Regions from separate parts of the Homo sapiens genome. Here region 2 is linked to region 1. Evidence: read pairs that join two places in POLR2A ChIA-PET (ENCODE). Cell type or tissue: PC-9. All regions are shown on one strand. Links, peaks and the distances in the headings refer to the core of each region. The heading gives the core; the rest is flanking DNA. Region 1 overlaps RBMS1 (RNA binding motif single stranded interacting protein 1). Region 2 overlaps LOC105373718 (a long non-coding RNA gene).

The links. Peaks named below come from ENCODE experiments on the same cell type or tissue, not always from the same donor. Only the 100,000 strongest peaks of a DNase experiment are listed, where the experiment ranks them.
Region 2: POLR2A ChIA-PET joins it to region 1 with 24 read pairs; 2 of 35 experiments call an interaction of 5 or more read pairs at or near these places.

What each region holds. Positions count from the first base shown.
Region 1 is chr2:160,332,933-160,342,597 of GRCh38, reverse strand. All of the region lies in intron 2 of RBMS1 (RNA binding motif single stranded interacting protein 1), which reads left to right. Among named protein-coding and RNA genes, the nearest start is that of LINC02478, 66 kb to the right of the region's middle. In PC-9, for the core only: no CTCF peak of the experiment used is centred there; DNase peaks (open chromatin) are centred at 4,677 and 8,087; H3K27ac peaks cover 1,743 bases.
Region 2 is chr2:160,608,358-160,618,022 of GRCh38, reverse strand. The region is part of intron 2 of LOC105373718 (a long non-coding RNA gene); the gene reads left to right. Among named protein-coding and RNA genes, the nearest start is that of RBMS1, 120 kb to the right of the region's middle. In PC-9, for the core only: no CTCF peak of the experiment used is centred there; no DNase peak of the experiment used is centred there.

The DNA of each region.
Region 1 (9,665 bases), core at 1,032-9,031:
AAGTTTCACTGGTAATGGGGTAATGGCAATCTAACATTTTTCACACATATATATATATATAAAGTCTGTTGATTTTCCTTTCTGAAATGCTAACTTGATATGTGCCTCTTAAGGACTTTGACATGAGCAGATGATATGGATGCTTGCTTCCGGGTGGAGTGAGTGTCTGTCTGACCTCTAGAATATGCTCTATTTCTGCTGTGACTCTAACTTAGTCTTAAGAGGAGACTTGACTGTTTGAACATTTAAATACTCTAAATAGTCCACTGGCACTATTAACAAATAAATATAATGGCTTTTAAAAATAAGCTTTTCTTATTTTGCATTACATGTGTTACATCTTTCAGTTACTGTAAGGAACACAAGTGAATAGCTGCTTAGATTATTTATGTTTAAAATTTTATGGGAACATAGATTTAGATTATTGGATACTCAAAACACATGCTTCTCAGAAGATGATTTTTGTCTCCCAGTTTAATGATATTATGCCAAGTATTAATAGAAGCCATTTTCTATGAGGAGAAGGGTCAGATATTTAAGGTAAATTTCTGTAAATGACAGTAATAAAGCAGCTGCTCAGAATTCAGGACATCTCAATTAGCCCTTTGAAAAACAAGTTACTGTCATTTGATTTCACAGGCAAGTTCATCTAGGTTTTAGGATCACATTTTAAGACTGCAAAACGAAATTTTAGTCATAAATGTTTTAAAACATATAACTAGATTGGAGGTGAAAGGTCAACCTTAGGTCTTGCCCAGGTTCATTTATCAACACAAATATTTATTGTGAGATTCAAAATGGAAGGGAAATTGAGATGTGAGATAAAATTATTTGAACATTTTAATGTACCTTGCTAGTTCAGTTTAAAACATAAAACAGATGGTAGCACAGCACAACTGCCCTATTGCCTCCCTATTTATGAACACCCATTTCTAGGAGTCCCTAAAAACAGGGACAATGTCCTTGAGATACTGTCTAATTAAGATTTATTTTCTTGTGGTTTATGGTTTGTTTTTTCAGTTCTGATTCCTTTCTGGGCCCTGAATTCTGAATTCTCCCCTCCTCACAGTGAAGATGAGATTCCCCTTCCCCTTTTGGGCTACCAAGAGGGAGACTTTCTGTCATTGACAGTGGTACCAAGTAATCAGCTTCAGTGTCAGGATGAAAGTGCCGGGACTCAGGGCTCTCCTCTGCCACAGTCACTCACCCTGCAGGAACAGTGAGATGGGTGCTGGTAGAGGGAAGGTCATTATGGGACTGAAGATGGTAGTAAAAGGGTGTTTATCACAATGTCATTTGTAATACCAAAACATTGGAAACAATATAAATACTCAGAAATAATGAGTTTATAGTGTGTTCATTAAAACATTTATTGCAGATCTTGCTTTGGAGGAATATTTAATGACATGAAAAAATTTTCATTATATGATTAAGTAAAAAGGATTTAATACTTACAGAGCCAACATCCCAGTTCTGTTAAAAAATTTTCGTTATCCCTCCACCCACTCAAACATATATTTTTTTAAGCTCTAAAATAACTAATAATTTTTCTGATTCTTCAAGACCAATTTTATAATATTTTTAAAAGAACATTTTATAAAAGGGGAGAAATGGGGAAAATGAGAGTAAACTGTGAAAATGTACTTAGTCACCAGATTCAGAACCATCATTTGGTGTATGACACTGTCTATAAAAGTTGGGTATTTAAGTTGGCTTAAAGGTATTGATCATGCCTCTAAGACTTACATGAGTTTTACAATAGCAAGTGTTAAAAAATCTGTATGTTTACTAACATGCCTATGGGTATCCCAGTTTTCTAAAAAAGTAAATTGGAAGTTTTACAAACATTAATGGATGGACAAATACTGCTAATTTATTTAGCTTTAGACTCAGGAAGTTTTCTTTGTTTTGCTAGGTTTTTTTTTCTGGATGGTGGTAACAGTTTGCCCATCTTTTATAAGTTGTATATCAGAAAATTCTTACCTACATTTCTTCCTACTTGAATTTGCACCTGCCTCAGATCTTTTTCAAGTGTTGTTGGTTCCTCACACTCCAAGCCCCCTATAATTTCTATTGTTGTTTCCTTAGGGTCTCTGTTCCACCCTTTCCCCCATGTACCCTGAGGTATGCTAGCGTGTTTCTGCTGTTACTAGATTACACCTTGGAGAACCGAAAGCTAGTGTTGGGCCTCTACCTCCTGGGAAAATGTTTTGAGAAATTCTTCCTTCTAAAGTCTTCCAGAGTCTCATATCTGCCATAAGAAGATAAACTCAAAGATGTCTCTTTTTAAAGCTGTCACTGGAATTGAGCAGAATTAGAGATGTTTTCAAATAATTGTCTCATCTGGCTACTTTAGGTATTTTAACCTATAGTCCTTAAATAAGGTTGATCCATTAATAAATGACAGCAAAGAAATAGTATGTTTTAATATTTTCTGTCAAAAGTAACATAGGTCATGAAAAATTAGAAAAAAATAACATTAAAAAGTATATAGAAGAAAGTAAGAATCAAAAAGTAATACCATTGGTGAAGAAGCCCTCTCAACAGTTGATTGGCTAATACTGAAATTAATCTAAACTGATCCTTTAAGGTCTACACAACAGAGCAACAGATTTGTACATGTTATGTGTGTGTCTAAGAGTGAGAATGACTGAGACATCAGAACCTGAACAGTACAGGCTTCTAAAGGATGAGGACATAGAGTTACATAGCACTCTGAGTATTGTGAACATTTGATGAGCAGTAATGATCTAAACATCAATGCAAAGATAAATACCTTTAAAACATGTTGCTGTGTGTTTACTCACAGTAGCTTATAACGGTTTACTTTGGTTGCAAAGGCTGTTTTTTATATATACGTGTATGTATGTGTATGTGTGTGTATATATATATATATTTTAATTGCATCTCTCACACACACGTATGTAAAGATGTATGTCAGTATGGGGAAGATATAGACTATATTCATTTTGCTGTTTTGGACCTTTCAATAAGAACCTTTTTAAAAGACACATCATGGTGTGTAATAAATACACTCTTGTGTTTTACTTCCTGGCACCGTGGCAAAAATTAATTTACAGATGCTTTTCCCAGAACTTTTAGATCACCACAAATGATTTAGAGCATCACCATGGCTTTGACATCTGTTTGTTTCCAACTACATCCAAAACACAGGAAAAACGAGTAACAAGTCATTGTTACCATAAACTTCAAAGGAATAAGAGCTCAAAATATTTTTTTCCTGGAATTTTATCTTGAATGTTATTAAAATAACTTGTTCATCAATTTAGAATTTGTGCTGAGATGGTCATGTTATTCAAAATGAAAACATTTGTTTCAGTGGACTGGAAGGAGTTGTGTTACAGGTAAAGGAAAAAGGGAAAATGTAACTCTCTCGTTAGATGACATGCAATAGAATTTTTCTTCAGAGTCTGTGCAGCTGGCTTCTTGGCTTTTTCTTCAGCAGCTCCTCCCACCATGCCTGGCCTCCAGTGCTGAGGGCGCTGGGGAGAGAGATGTGATTTGGCTCAGGCAGGCCTAATGAAACCCTGCTTGCCTGTGTAATAGGTGGATGATCCTGGACAACTTGCTTTTGCTTCCTGGCCTCAGTGTTCTCTGTTCATAAAGTAGGGATTATAATGCCTGTGATGAGGATTAAGTAAGGTAACATATGTAAAGCTCCTTGGCCAGTGCCTGGCACAAATAGGGCCTGGAACCAATAGTGTTTGCTTCATTCTCTTTCCTCAACTCTCCTCTTCTGCCTATTGAGTGGGTGATTATCAGAGGCTCCTCTGTGCACACCCTGTCTTCTCTGTCTTATGGCCACTACCTTTTCTTTTTTGAACTTTTAAGTCTTTTAAATTAAAAAATCAATTCAACCACCATTTATTTAGCACCAATTATGTCAAAGGTGTTGTGGTAGATAGCATAGCACATAAAAATGAATAAAACAGTTTCTATCCTTAACAAGATTAAAATATATGTGAGAAAAAGATATATAGATAGCAAGCAGGATATGATGACTGCTTTCCCAATGTATAAGGAATACCAGATTTGGTTGGGGAGATGAGCTTGACATGCCATTATTGTGCACTTTCATCTAGACCTTATTTAGATAGACAATAGAATGTACTGTAACTTTTTTCTAGTATACATAAAATTGAGTACTCTATAGTCTCTCGTCACTACAGTAAAGGAGGAGTGAAAAAGTGTGCAATCAACAAACTCCAACTTTCTCAGTTATATCATTGGGTGGTGGACACTCCCAGAATCATGTATTACATATTTTATAAAGATTTGTGGAAAATATTTTCATTAAGTTCATCACATATTTATTCATATTAAGAACTGCCCTAGGCTTTAAATTTTTAATTTCCAATTTGGATGCATAACAGTAGTTTTACTTTTTGAAAATCTGGTATTCTTTATTTTCTGCCTCACCTTTCCATAAGGAGGACAGTTACCAATTTTGCAGTATTTAATAAGGATGGTATTTTTGGTACTGGGATGTCCAGAGGAAATCTGTAACCTACATACTGAGCTCACTGCTGTCACCAAAGCTTTCTACCTGTGTCTGCTGTTGTATGCTAACTGGGACATTGTTCCCAGGATTCCATGTACGATTGTGGGCATTGTCACCTGCACAAGCACAAGAATGCCTGGTCGGGGGTGAATGGAGCTGATATCCATCTCACACTGAGTCACCAAGTCCTGTACTTCAGAGATTGACCCTTCCCATACAGGGTACATTTTTCTAATTTGCAAGAAAGGTGCCCTAAGAGCTAGTGGCTTCCCTGATTGCTCCCCTAACATCATGTGGTTAAATTTTGGTATCTCAGACAAGTAGAGGCTGCGGATCTGCAGGGTCAATTGGCTTCAGATTTAGTCAATTTCTTGTTTTTTAGGCAGTGAATAAATATGTGGTTCCCCTCCCCCCCAGTTTTTTTCTTAAAATGAAGCTCATCAAACAAATGTACCATTCTGAGGTGTGTTCTCAAGTCATATATTATAATTCATTTCACTCAAAGTATATGATTAAAGCTCATTCAAAGCCCTAAGAGTTGGGAATGAAGGAAGAATTGTAGGATGTTCTGCTGTGCCACAAGACTTAATTTATACCATTTATTAGTCTTACCAAGTACATTGAAAGGAAAAAGTTGTTGGGGGCCAGGCACGATGGCTTACATCTGTAATCCCAGCACTTTGGGAGGCTGAGTGGGGCGGATCACTTGAGGTCAGGAATTCGAGACCAGCCTGGCCAACATGGTGAAACCCCGCCTTATTAAAAATACAAAAAATTAGCCAGCTGCAGTGACATGAACCTATAATCCCAGCTATTCAGGAGGCTGAGGCAGGAGGATCGCTTGAACCCAGGAGGTGGAGGTTGCATTGAGCTGAGATCATGCCATTGCACTCCAGCCTGGGCGATAGAGCGAGACTCTGGCTCAAAAAAAAAAAAAAAAGAAAAGAAAAAGAAAAACGAAAAGAAAATGCTTCTGGGACTTTTCAAGTATGCCTTGCTATTCAGACATTCTCAGAGATTAACCCCAAAAGTGAGTGATTATCTCCCTGAGACCCAGGGTTAGAAAAATAACTTCAGAAGTACAAAAGTTGGATTATTGCCCTAATGTGAGCCCACTTTAAAGCAACTACCATAAACAATCTAAAGCAGAGTCTGCAACTGTGTTAGCCATGGTTTAAATGGTGCCAAGCTACTATTTCCCATGGCAAGGGAAATGTTAAACTGTGAAAGAGGCAACAGCCCATAAACATCTATATCTGCGTACACAGCACAGTGGCCACCAGCCGCATGTGGCTATTGAGTGCTTGAAATGTGGCGAGTCCAAATAGAGATACGCTGGCAGTATAAAATACACACTGGATTTCAAATACTTAGGAAAAAAAAGTCAAACATCTCAATATTTTTATATTCATTACATGTTGAAATGATAATATTTTGGAGATACTGTATTGAAAATATTATTGAAAATAATTTCATCTGTTTTTTTAATGTGGTTGCTAGAAAATTTTAAATTACAAATGTCAGCTGCATTTGTGATTTGCATTCTGTTTCTATTGGACAGCACTGATCTAGGTATTTCAAGAGAAAAGAAGGTGGGGAATGTGTATTTGGTTTCTTCATGGTCTGTGTCTCCCAGGATACAATATCCTGTTCCCTCTTTCTTAGAGGCATGGGTTGTCTCCCCGCTAAAAAACAAGGCCATACAGTATCACTGATGACATGCTTTTTCCACTCTGTGGCTATTCTGCAGTTCACTTAGTATTTAGATTGTTAACTTTTCTATGTAATCTTTGCCACAGAGTGTTTGTATACATTCTTAATAATTTTCTTAGGAGAAATGACTTAGCTTTTGCTGCAGATTGCCAAACTGCACTCTGGGTATAACCAATTTGCTCTTACCAGATGTGTATGCCTAGTTTGTCATTTTCCCTCTGACCTGGGATTTTTCACTTTTTGTTTTTGTTGTTGTTGTTATCTTTGCCAATTTGATAGTGTGTGTTATCTCTATTAGAAAAGGGAACACACCTAAATTTCACACCCTAACATGAGCTGCTCAGTGTAAAATAACAGGAGAAAATGATGAAGGACAGCTTATCCTAACCCACTTTGGCTAAAGGTTTGAATTAATTTGCAGTCTATGCAGAAGAGTATCAGACTCAGTGACCATTCCAAATTATACTTTTAATGAATGGTCCTCTTTGTCAGCTGTGAAGACCATAAGAAACAAATAATTAAAAATGCACAGAATACCTGGCAGGATGAATCCTGTGGGAACCAATCCGTAAATGTGCCCTAGACACAAAGGGAAGCTAAGAACAGTTAACATTACATGTAGTTTTGGAAGTATATAATGAAGATCCTGGGGAAAAGAGTCCTTCTCGACTGGGAAGTTTTTAATTGGCATGACTATATGGGATACAGTTACATCAGGATTGTAAGTCCAATTAGCCAAGATTCTACGAAAATCTGTTCTGTGCTTCCTGAACTTGAGAACAAATGAAAAGAAAACCCAAACATACTTTAGCTTTCCTTCTTTTCATTTAGCGAGAGCAGGAACGAGTTGGTCTTATGAAATTGATTGTCACTGTTGTCTCCAGCACATTAACATTTTTTACACACAACAATTTGAACAGTTCTCTAGGAGTTTGCTGTCCTGTAACTGTCATGTCTGGGTTTGCTGCATGGTGTAACAGTAAGAGCATCTCAGCCCATTGGTGAATCGGATGCTGCCAGACATTGCTTTGCCACCCTCCTTCTCCCAGCTACTCCATATTCTGAGTAGGAGCTTGATGTTCCTGCAAATCATTATACCTTTGCATTTTTTCACTTGGTTCATTAGTTTGATAATAAAATACATTTAAAAAATTTCCCCCTAAATGATGTTTTATGCATTCTCTCATCCCCTTTTCAAGTGGTGGATAGGTCCACCACATGCCATTTCTCCAGGAATCATTTCTCTCTCTCTGTTGAGCTTGTGTGTACAAATCATATTCTTTAGATTCTAAACATATCATCCTCTTTCTTCTGCAGGGTTGATTGGAACAGATTTTAATCCTCATTACTTTGCTTTTATTATGTGATGAGCTGAAGGGTTTTGACCTTTTTGTTTCTGAGATAAATATCCCTTTTTTTTTTTCACATTTCAGGATAAAATCTTAGGTATCCATTATAGCTTTAAGTGTTTGTCTCAAAAACTACCGTTTTGGGTTGTGTTTTCCCCCAGAATCACTTCAAGTCTCTACTCATATTAGTATACATTTAAAACTTGTGATTTAAACTTAGCCTGGAATGGTGACTAAAGGGTTGAATTTTAGGTTGAACTTTTTCTGTTTCATCTCCCTAAAGAAGGGGGCTGTGTTGCATTATTTCCTTGGCTCCATACATTCCTCCTGGCTCGGGTCCATTCTTGGCTCTGGTAATGATCTCTTCCCTTCTTAGCCAACAGTTTCCTTAACACACATAGTCACTGGAAGTGGCTACTCAAAGAGCTTCAGTGGAACCTGACTCAGACTCGTTACTGAGGACCTACCAAATAACCTGATTTTATTTTCTGGTTTCTTTCAACTGCAGTGCAGTGGGGAAAGATGAGTCATTTGTCCCCTCTGCCTTAGTTTCCTTCCTTGTAGAACAGGATTAATGGTACCGCCTTTGCCAGGTTGCCGCAGGCTTGGATGAGATAATGTGTCAAATGTGACAGTACTTTTAAAACTTTGTCATAGAAGTCAAGTACTTGTCATAGCTCTCTCCTGGTTTTTACTCTGACTGCCCACATATTCATTGCTAAACTCATTAGAAATAACAAATTCTCCTTCTGTTAGCTCATATGGTTACTCAAAAATATTTTGTTGAGCACCTAAAATGCATTACTACATCTTATTCTCCTTTTCTGCAAAATCTCCTTACATAATGTTGTGTCAGCTAAATGGAAATCTTTAAGTACTATAGATAAATGCTCTGTGAACATTGATGGAGGATTTCCTCATTAGAAAGAATGAAAATGTTGATAGAACTGAGTTTTCAAAATAATCATTGTCAAAAAAAGGATTTATAAATATGGGCATCTCATGTCTGTGGTACTAGAATAAGTGCTGTACCACTCATGTTTTCATGCATTTAAAATGAATGCACTTTTTATCTCTTTTTTTTTTAAGTTCACTAGAGTTCATGCTGAAATGTTATGGGGCTTCATCTCTCTGAGGTACTTGTTGGTTTTAGAAAAACGGGTTTGTTATCTCCTGAGTTTCCATCACAACATCTCTCTGATTCTTCTATGATTGTTTCTTCTGTTTTATGCTCAGCCACTAGAAGGAAATTTGATTTTTCATTTAATGGACCTAGAAGTGCTTATTACTCTCCACCACCCATCCTGTACTTCACTTTCCCCGTTCCTGTCTTATTGGCTCCATCAGTGAATTGTGTGGTTTGGGAAGAGCTTGGAGTTAGGTCTAGGAAATGAGCTTCAGCTTCAAGCCATTCCCTGCCTTCCTTCTGAGTTAAGGTGTTTGTGAGAGGAAACAAGCAGGGGCCTGGAGCAATTACTGAGCCCAGTGTAGGCTTGGGTGTTAAGGAGGTCATTATCACCTTCTTCTGGATGTGGTTTGGAACAGGGACTGGCCTGTGGAAGGGTCCCAGGCTGGCCTGGTGGGGGCTGACCCAGGTAAAACAAAACAAATATTTTGATAAGTTGAGCTCTGAGCAGTTAAGTAGTGGGAAAGGGCACATAAGTTTTCTTCAGGACTGTATCATTTATTGTACCTCCATTCTACAACACATACTGTGTTCCTAACAAGAGAATGGGAATTATTATTATTAGGATCACAATATAGATGATTTATAATACATATTTCTCAAATAACACAGGAGAGATAATCATTTCATATCCCTGCCTTTCCCTCAACTCGATCTCAAAGAAAGCCCACCTACCCTTTCTGCCCCCACCTCCATCATCACCCAGCAGCCTCTGGGGTGAGGTCTGCAAAGAGTGAACTCACCTCCACCTGGGTTGCCTTACGTCTTGAATCCCATTTTAATGCCAGAGCTGGTACATTTACTCTTTAAAGTATAAAATAGTTTATACTTATTTTATGTATGTGTGTGTATAGACATATGCACATATGAGTGTATGTGTATGTCTGTATAAACA
Region 2 (9,665 bases), core at 1,023-9,022, 280 kb before region 1:
CCTGTAGCAGTGCCCACTTTTCATTCTTGATATTAATTTGTATCTTTCCTTTTTCATGAATGGTCTTGCTAGAGTTTTATCAGTTTTATTAATCTTTTCAAATTTTAGCTTTGTTGAAATTTTTTTCTATTGTAACTGTTTTCTATTTTGTTGACTACTTGTTTTATCTTTGTAATTTTTCTTCTGTTTTATTTGTGATTGCTGTTCTTTTTCTAGTTTCTTGAAATGAAAGCTTAGCTTATTCCTTTTCTGTCTTCCTTCCTACTACATGCCTTTAAGCACTTTAGTTGTATCACATCAGTTTTAACAAATTGTATCTACTTCATCATCCAGTATACAGTATTTTCTAATTTCTGCATGTGACTTAGAAGTACATTGTTTAATTTTCAAAAAGTTGGGAATTTTCTAGTTAATTGGTTTCTAGGGCAATTCCACCATGGTCAGGGAACATACTCTGAAGGACTGAATTTTTAAAATCCATTGAGGCTTGCTTTATGACCTAGCATATGGACAATTTTGGCAAATGTTCCATTAGTACTTGAAAAAATTAGTATTCTGACATTGCTGGGTGCATTGTTTTATACATAAACATTAACTAGAGTAGGTTAATTTTATTTTTCAGATCTTCTGTAACCTTACTGATTCTTTTGTCTAACCCATCACCTATTAAGAAAGGTGAGTAAAGTCCCCAAGTATGATTGTGGATTTGATTCCTCTTTTACTTCCATTATCTTTTGCTTTATACACTTTGAAACTATATTATTGGGTGGCTATAGATTTAGAATTATAATATTTTCCTGGTGTACCTACTCCTTTATCATTACAAAATATCTTTCCATCGATTTTAACACTTCTTACCTTCAGGTAAGTGTCTGAAACGTGTACCTTTTCTCTGGTTAGTATTTACATGGTATACCTTTTATCATTCTTTTAAACTTTCCGTGTCCTTACATTTTAGGCATACCATTTTTAATTAGAACATTGAGGTTTTTTAAATCAAGTCATAAATTCTTAAATGTTCAATGGTAATTCTTAATCCATTTTTATCTAATATAATTGTGATAAATTGGGCTTTATAGTTACCATTTTTCTGTTTGTTTTCTATATGACCTGCCTATTTTATACTTTTTCCTTCATTCTTGTTTTTTTATTAATTAAATATTTTTGTTGTTATTTCATTCTCCTCCCTATTACCTTGTATTTATACTTTCTTCTAAATATTTTTTCAGGATTATCCTAGAGATTACAGAATGCATCCTTGGCTTACTATAATAAGATCAAATTATTTCTTTCACCACTTCCCAGAGAACACTAGACTTTAGGTCACTCTAACTCTACCTAGCCCCTCCTACCTTTTACATGATTTTTTTAAATTTCTCTGTATATTATAAGCCCAATAGATATTAATGTTAATGGTTTTTAACAATCAAGACTTGTTTAGATTTACTTGCATATTTACCTCTTCTGATGTTCTTCATTCCCTCTTGAGTTTCTGTTTTTCTATCTGCAGTGATTTTTCTTTGGATTAAAGTACTTCCTTTAGATTATTTTTAGTGAAGGTCTTCTAGCAAAAAATTCTCTTAGTTTGTGTTCCTCTAAATATATCTTTATTTCAATTTGTTTTTGAAGAATGTTTTTGCTGGGCATAGAATTCTATGTTGGCAATATAAACCAAAAAGTGAGACATATCTCAATCGATTTAGAGGTTTATTTTGCCAAGGTGGAGGATGTACCTGGGAAAAAGAAATGCCAGTTACTTTAGAAACGCAAGTTACTTTAGAAATGCAAGATCTATAATCTGTGAATTTTTTCCAAGATGGTTTTGAGGACTTCAGTATTTAAAGGGGAAAGAGTGGGCAAGAGGAGAGAGAGGAAAGAAAAAAAGAGGGGAGGGTAGGCAAAGACCCAAGTGGTTACATTTTTGTGAGGCTTTGGTGCTAACTGAATCTATATTTCACATGTGAAAATACGGGAGTGGGGGGAAATTCAATTATGCATTGTCTCATGCTTAGTAACTCTACACTTTACATAAGGTCAAGTAAGCATGTGAAATTACAGCTGTCTGTTTGGGAACAAAAGCAGGCAGTTTTTTGTTGGGTTTTTTTGTTTTTGTTTTGTTTGCATGACTCAGTTCCCAAACTTAACTTTTTCCCGTTTACATAGTGCATTTGGGGTCCCAAGATTGTATTTTCCTTTCACAGCAGATACTTTTTTCCATCACTTTAAGATGCCATTCTATTGTCTCATGGCTTTCATCATTTCTGTGATAAGTCAGGTTCAAATTCTTTTTGTTGTTCCTTTGAAGACAATTAACTTATTTTTGTTGCTTTAAAATTAATCTCATTGTCTTTGGTTTTCAACAGCTTTTAATGTGATATGACTTGGTTATTTTTCTTTTATTTATCCTGTTTGTGTTTGAGGCACTTCCTAAACCTTTTGGTTCATCAGTTTAGGAAAAAATTTTACTAATTATCTTCTAATGTTGCTTGTGCACTCACCTTTTCTATGTACTCAATTGACATATGTGATATAAAATGTTAACTGTTTTCCATGTATCTCTAATGTTCTTTTCTATACTTTTTTTTTTTTAAGACAAGGTCTCACTCTGTCACCAAGCTGGGATACAGTGGCATCACCACAGCTCACTGCAGCCTCGACCTCCACAGGATCAGATAATCCTCCCACCTCAGCCTTCTTAGTAGCTGGGATTACAGGCACACACTACCATGCCAGGCTAATTTTTGTATTTTTTTTGTGGAGACAGGGTCTCCTTATGTTGCCAAGGCTTGTCTCAAACTTCTGGACTCAAGCAATTCACTCAGCCTCCCAAAGTGCTGAGATTACAGGTATAAGCCACCACACCTGGCCAATTCTTTTTTTCTCTGTGCTGCAATTTATTTTTCTATTGACTTGTCTTCCAGTGCACTAATCATGTCTTCTGCTCAATCTATTCAGCTGTGAAACTCATCTATTGCGTCTTATTTTTTATTTCTAAAATTTCCATTTAATTCTTTTTTAGTAAATTCTAATTCTTTGGTAAAATTTTCCATCTTGATTCCTATTTTCCTTCCCTTTCTCTACTTTCTTTAGCATCCTAATGATAGTTAAGATCCTTGTGTGTTAATGTCAATATCTGAATCAACCATAGGTGTATTTACATTCTCTATTTTTTTCTCTTATTGTTGGTCATATGATCCTATCTCTTGGCATACCTAGTTGTCTAGTTTAGTGAACACTAGACAATATATGTGTGTATACAGGTGTACACACACTCACACACACACAGAACAGAAGCACCATATAATGTTAACTTCATCTAGAAAAAGTTTGTCTTTCCTGTGCTGGAAAGGTTAGAAACTGATCAACCTAATTTGATCAAGGCTGACTGCAATTTTGTATGACTAAGTCTGCCTCTGGTTTACTTCACTCCTGGATAGGTCCTGAACTTTTATCCTTGTGTTTCAGCATGGCAGGACTGCTGAAATCTTTTATGTTTTTTTGTAGGCTTTCTGCTTAGCTTCTTACCCTTCTGAACCACAGCTTTAAATTTTTAGCAAATGCATTGAGCTCTATGTATTGACTATGTGTCCATCTCAGTGTTCTGCCCCATGCTTTCTTAGCCACCCCACTTTCCCTCTCACCACTGCAAAATTCTCTGCTGGTTTTACTGTCCCCCCAGCAGTGGCCTTCCCTCTTGGAGGCAAATTTCAGATTTTCAGCCTCTGCCCCATTCTCCAGGGTAAAATAAACAGATGCAGACTATTGGCTGCAATCTCTGAGGTTGCTCCTTTTTTGAATATTCCTCCTCCCCTCAGCCTTGGTTGCTTCAGTAGCTCTCCAATGCCATGAAATTAATTGTTTTTGTTTCATCTAGCTTTTCTAGTTGTTTTGGGCTAAAGAGTGGTTTGTTGCTACTACTTCAACATAACCAGAAGCAAAAATCCATCATTTTTTTTAATGAGTTCTGGGGAGCCCTTGTTAAGGAACAAAAAAAGGACTGCTGGAACATACATCCTTTGGGGGGTTTCCTGGGTCATGTTTTACCTCAGTGTGTCCAAGAGGCAGTATAGTTGGTTGTAACCATGACTCTTCATTTAAGTGCTGAAAAACATAGGCCAGCCATTGAATTTTTTCTGCTTAAAAAGTGAGGACATTATCTTCCCTTCTTGACAGAACTGTCATGAAAAATAAATATTTATTTAAGAGTTTTGGAAAGGTAAACATGACATGTGTTATGTATACAGTCAGTCCTACAATATCAAATGTTTGTTTCTCTAGCTGTTCATTGGATGAATGTCTTTCTCCCCTAGTTAGATTGTAAGCACTTTAAGAGAGGGCCTGTGTCCTCTACTTCCATCTTATTTCCTGTGGTTTCAAGCTTTGCGTGACTCACAAAATAGTCATCATTTAAGTGTTTTACTTTTAAAAAGCCACCTTACCCCATGTCTGTCCATATTAAAGTATTCTGGAAGGCAAGCTATCAGCCTTGCTATGGTGTGAATGTTTCTGTCCCTTTAAAATTTATGCATGGAAATCTCAAGCCCCAAAGTGATGGTAGTGAGAGGTGAGGTCTTTGGGAAGTGATTAGGACTTGAGGACAGAGACCTTATGATTGGGATTAGCACCCTTATAAAAATGAGACCCAGAAAGCGAGCCCACCACTTCCACCTTGTGAAGACACAACAAGAAGACATCAACTATGAACCAGAAAGCAGGCACTCAACAGACTTCCCAGCCTCTAGAAGGGCAAAAAACAAATTTCTGTTGTTTATAAGCTACCAAGCTTATGATATTGTGTTATAGCAGCCCAAATGGACTAAGAAAAGCCTCATTTGGATTTCTGTCAATCTATGTTGGTAAACAACAGCTTTGGGATTTGTAATGTTACGTGCTGACAAATTTAGAGGACCAATTTTGATAATTAGTTTTTATTTTCTCTTTCATCCTTTAAACTAATAAAGTCTTAGGGTAAAGAAATTTCAACAGCATGAAACAGTAGATGACTTCACTTGCTGATGATGATTAGACCCAACTTCTTTTTTCGGTAATTACTAATATGTGGTAGAAGTGGATCACCTCTCTTAAAGACAGGGTACTTAAAGTGAAATGCTTCTATGTACCCATTCAATCTCCACCTCTCTCCACCAGACCCTTGCTTTCATCTAAAAACAAAAGGAACCAATTACTTATTCCAAGGTAGTCTTGAAAATCATTTAGACATAATTAAAGCTTGCAATATCCTGTAAGCAAGTACCATATTCTAATATTTTCTGCCAAGAACTGAATTTGCTAGGCATGACACATTTATTTCTGGCAGTAGATGTACCAAAACCTACCAACACCAGGGAATTAATAAATACCACAGCCCTCCTATGGAGCAAGTTGCATGAATATTTAATAGGAAATGCATGATGAATTTCTTGCATGATTATGCAGAAAAACATTTGGGAATGATTGCAGCTGTTACATGAACTAGCTCAGTCTCCCCCATCTCTGTCTTTATCAATCTCAATATTGTACTTTAACTTCAGCAGTAAGCTATCTCCAATGATGAGTATTGCAGACACCTGTCAACATTTTAGGACATGTGTGACTCTTTATATATGCTATCTGTGTGTGTGTGCCTTACAACTTTCAGTGGTGCATTTTGAGGGAACTGAGAGAGAAGGTGAAATAAGCTAAAAGGTAATAGCTGTCACTCTTATGGGTGTGTCACATTTTCTCTGACAAGACCTTTACATCTCCACCTAAGCCCTGTGAAAATCTAATCTAATCTAAATTTGATAACGGTGAGATTTTTGCAGATTCTTAGTTGTTTTTAGTATTACAAAGATGTTTTTCTTCCTTCATGTGTATTGTATATCCTTTAACCATCCTCCCCTTCAAAATATGTACCTTTTCAGCAGGTAAAATAGTCCTTTAACATTTTTTAACTTTCTGGCACATTCATAAGGTTGAAAGATCATTGAACAACAAAAATTTTTTTAAATCAAGAATTAGAAACAGAAGATCATTTATCAAATTTGAACAGGGAGGCCAAGTCAACATGTTTTGAAAGCCAGTCGGTTTGGGCCCTCCAGAGCTTCAAAGGGCATCTCTTTAAAATAAAAGCCGCTTTTTTATTCCATTCAAATTTCCCAATTCATAGTCGATCTTCAGCACCCTGTTCCCAGGAAGTGGGGATTCCAGAAAACCCTCAAACCCTGGAACCTCCACAGACAGAACACAATGTTATCAAATCACTGCAGGGAGCTCAAACAGGCCCAGATTTTGACAATAGCTTGTGACCTTCTAATGAATTGCAGGTGACACAATGTCTATGCCCTCTAAAGCAATTGAGTGCTTACTAAATGTCATTAAAGAGTTGGCACTCCTTAAATTATCAAGTGGTAATTATATTATTGGCTTCATAACAAGAAGAAAATCCTTCTAAATTACATATTTGTTCCCCAAGAGTGGTAGTGAGATGAGTGGTACCTACAAAGATGGTGACTTACTTTACTGCTCTCACATGTTGGAATCTATTTTTGGTAAGAGCTCTGGTCAACCTGGACAGAGGCTCTGCAATCACAAAGATAAATGCATCCTCACTGAATCATGTTTCTGTCTGAAGAAAGTGTAGACACAAGAGAGGATGTGGTAAAAATCCAAAAATTTCAAGATGTGCACCCAAGTTAAACAAACAAACAAAAAATCACGAACAACACTAGAAAGCAACTTCTTTTTCCAAAAGTTAAAATGTCACAGTGAGGCAAGACAGTTTCTATCCTGGCTTCCCTATTTCCCACTGGAATCTGAATGTCTAATATGTGTGCATCCTTTGACAAGCTCACCAGAAAAGGCCATATGAAGGTTTCCCACTATTGAGGACATCCAGTGCTGCACTGCAAAACCCTTGCAAACATGTTACACACAGAACATCCCCTTGTCAGCAAAAGTGAATACTCATCCTTACCCATCACAGAACCTTAATCAGCAGCATAGTGCCTCAGTGATATAACTTAAGGTGAAATAGACTCACATCACCCCCACCTTCCATCTTGCCAAAGTCTAAAATTAACAACCAGTTCTTGTGCAAAAAATCAAAAAGGAAAACTCATCGTGTGCTAGAATTAACCTAAATGCTTTATTTACGGGGGTCTATCTTTGGTACTTTTAGAATATTTATATGCAGGCAGAAATATGTAGATTCAAGGAGAAGAAAGCCAAAGGGCCTTTGCTGTGCTGCACAGATACAGTTGAAATGAATTGCAATCTGACCATTAGATTATTTCTATTGTTAAAACATAAACTTTAGTTTGTGATGATGACTTAGTATATACCTCAATTAGAGCATGATTATAGAATGGTAGAGAATTCTAGTTCTAATGATCCCTAATGACCTTTTTCTTAACCCAGCACTATCAGGTATAGTCAATTAAAATGGCCAAAATATTTACACTAACTCACCTAAGAAAAGGTATTTTGAGGAAATTGTCCTTGCTTCTTTTTGTATCTTGCAGGAGAGTTCAGTGTTATCTCTCTCACGTGAATGAAAATGAGAAAATGTTCTTTGTAAATGAATAATACTGTTTAGAGCTAACCTGCAATATGTTAAATTTTATATTTGGAAACTGACTTGACCCAACTCAGACTTGCTCTAAAGGAGGCTGATTCAAGCCACCCATTGGGAAGGGGCGAAACAAAGCACAGCCACCAGTTTCCTGTTGCCTGGATCTTTTATTACATTGGCTCATTAAAACTCCTTGTTTGTATTTGCATTTTACTCTTGGGCAATTTTACAACATAGAATAGTGATAAGCTTGCAGGCTGATCCTACTCATTATGTTTAATCATGACTGCAATAAGGGAGATCATCGTATCATGCCTCTATCTCAAATACACTGCAGTGATTTTAAAATAGAATCAGTACCTTACAATAGCCTTGGCACATGCTCTCTCTTTTTTCAAGATGAGTGCTTGAAACATAAAATAAAAGGCATACAATGAAGTTGGAGAGGTCCCCATTTTTAATCAGAATGTATGATTAAAATGAGGGGAAAACCTTACTGGAAAGCAAATGTGTGGAGAGAAAGAGAGAATAAATGAATATCATTGAAGAGTTTAGTTGATCTTCTGTGGCTGCCCCACACATCCCTACTTCAAGACATCCATCTGAGTGTGGCCCAAGAGGACCCTCATGTTGTCTTGGGTTGGTCTTCTGCACATTCAGGTTTATATTGTAGTTTAAGAGAGCCAGTGCTTCAGTTTCTGGCATCAGTTACTAATTTTTTTATGTTAATGAAAAACACACATCAGCTCCTTGAAATTCCCAAAAGCAGCATCAGTTTTGCCACTAATTGCAGTACTTTTGGGGTGGTGGAGGGAGAGGGGGAGTGATTCCAGTAGCATTAGTTGGGACAGGGTTCTTTGCCTCCCTGAGTGGTCCTCTAACTGAAAACATTTGTGACTTGCTCCTTCTGGCCTTGAGTTCTCATGAATTTTGAGAAATTGGAAGCTCCCAGGAGCACCAGAGCATGATGAAATAATGGAACTCTGGAGGAACTCTAGAGGAACTCTGACCTACGAGATATGAGGAAGAAAGTCTGCCTCAAACTTCAAACCCCAGCAGAAGGGAATTTGAGACATATCCATTTGATCTTCTGTCTCAACCTAACAAGATATTCCTCTTCAGGGCTAAATGCACTCCTACAGGCTCTTCCAGCAACTGATATCTTATGCATGAGAATATTCTAATGAATGTGACAAGCACAAATATAATAAATTGATTTTCTATGAAATGTAATTTTTGAAATAACCAGAGGACTTTGGGATGCTGAGAATTCCCCCCAAAACTTAGGGAGAATCACTAAAGTGGGAATTTGAGGGATTTTTCCTCCCCTGAAACCCACTTAGAGCCTTTCTCATTCTAGTTACCAACGCATAAAAATTAGCTTTGCTCAATAGAATGTGTTCTATGGATAAAAACAGAAATGTCACAAAAGGGTTGAATACCCCATTATACATAATATCTCAACTTTTGCATACTCAAAACACACATGCTCAGCAGACACTTTGCTAAAATTATTTGCTGCAAAACATGAAGCAGGCAGGAAGCCTATGCACAATGAATTGATTTCCAAGTCTTATTTGTGGCTGATTTGAGGTTAGAGAGCATTTCTGTGCTGGGTGGAGTGGTAAAATGAATGTTTATTGCTTAGGATTTAAAAGGTCCATTATCATTCAGGCTCAGTAAGGTTCTGCCACACAAAACTGAGTGCCAGGCCAGCAGGCAACTGATTCAAGTGACAAGAGGTGAGCTGCAACAGCCTTTCCATGTTAATAAAACATGTCCCAGCACTCAGAAGGAACTCTAGCACAGTATGAGAGCAGATAGAATTTATTAATCAGAACTACCGTTAACTCTAATTATAGACTGCCCCCAAGTTACAAAATAAATGGATGCCTTGGAAATAAAGCAATGTTTTGTATATTGAATCCCATATTTCCACTGAATCCTCTTATTATAATTGAAAGTGAGTTTTGATAGAAAAAAGTCTAATCCCATTAATAGAGACTGCCAGATAGCTCCCTATCCAATTTCCCACTTTTAACCTTGTAATCTTTAGTTCTGGCTGAAGTGCTTGTCCAGGAATCAGGAACAATGGCATCTGGTTCTGATTCTG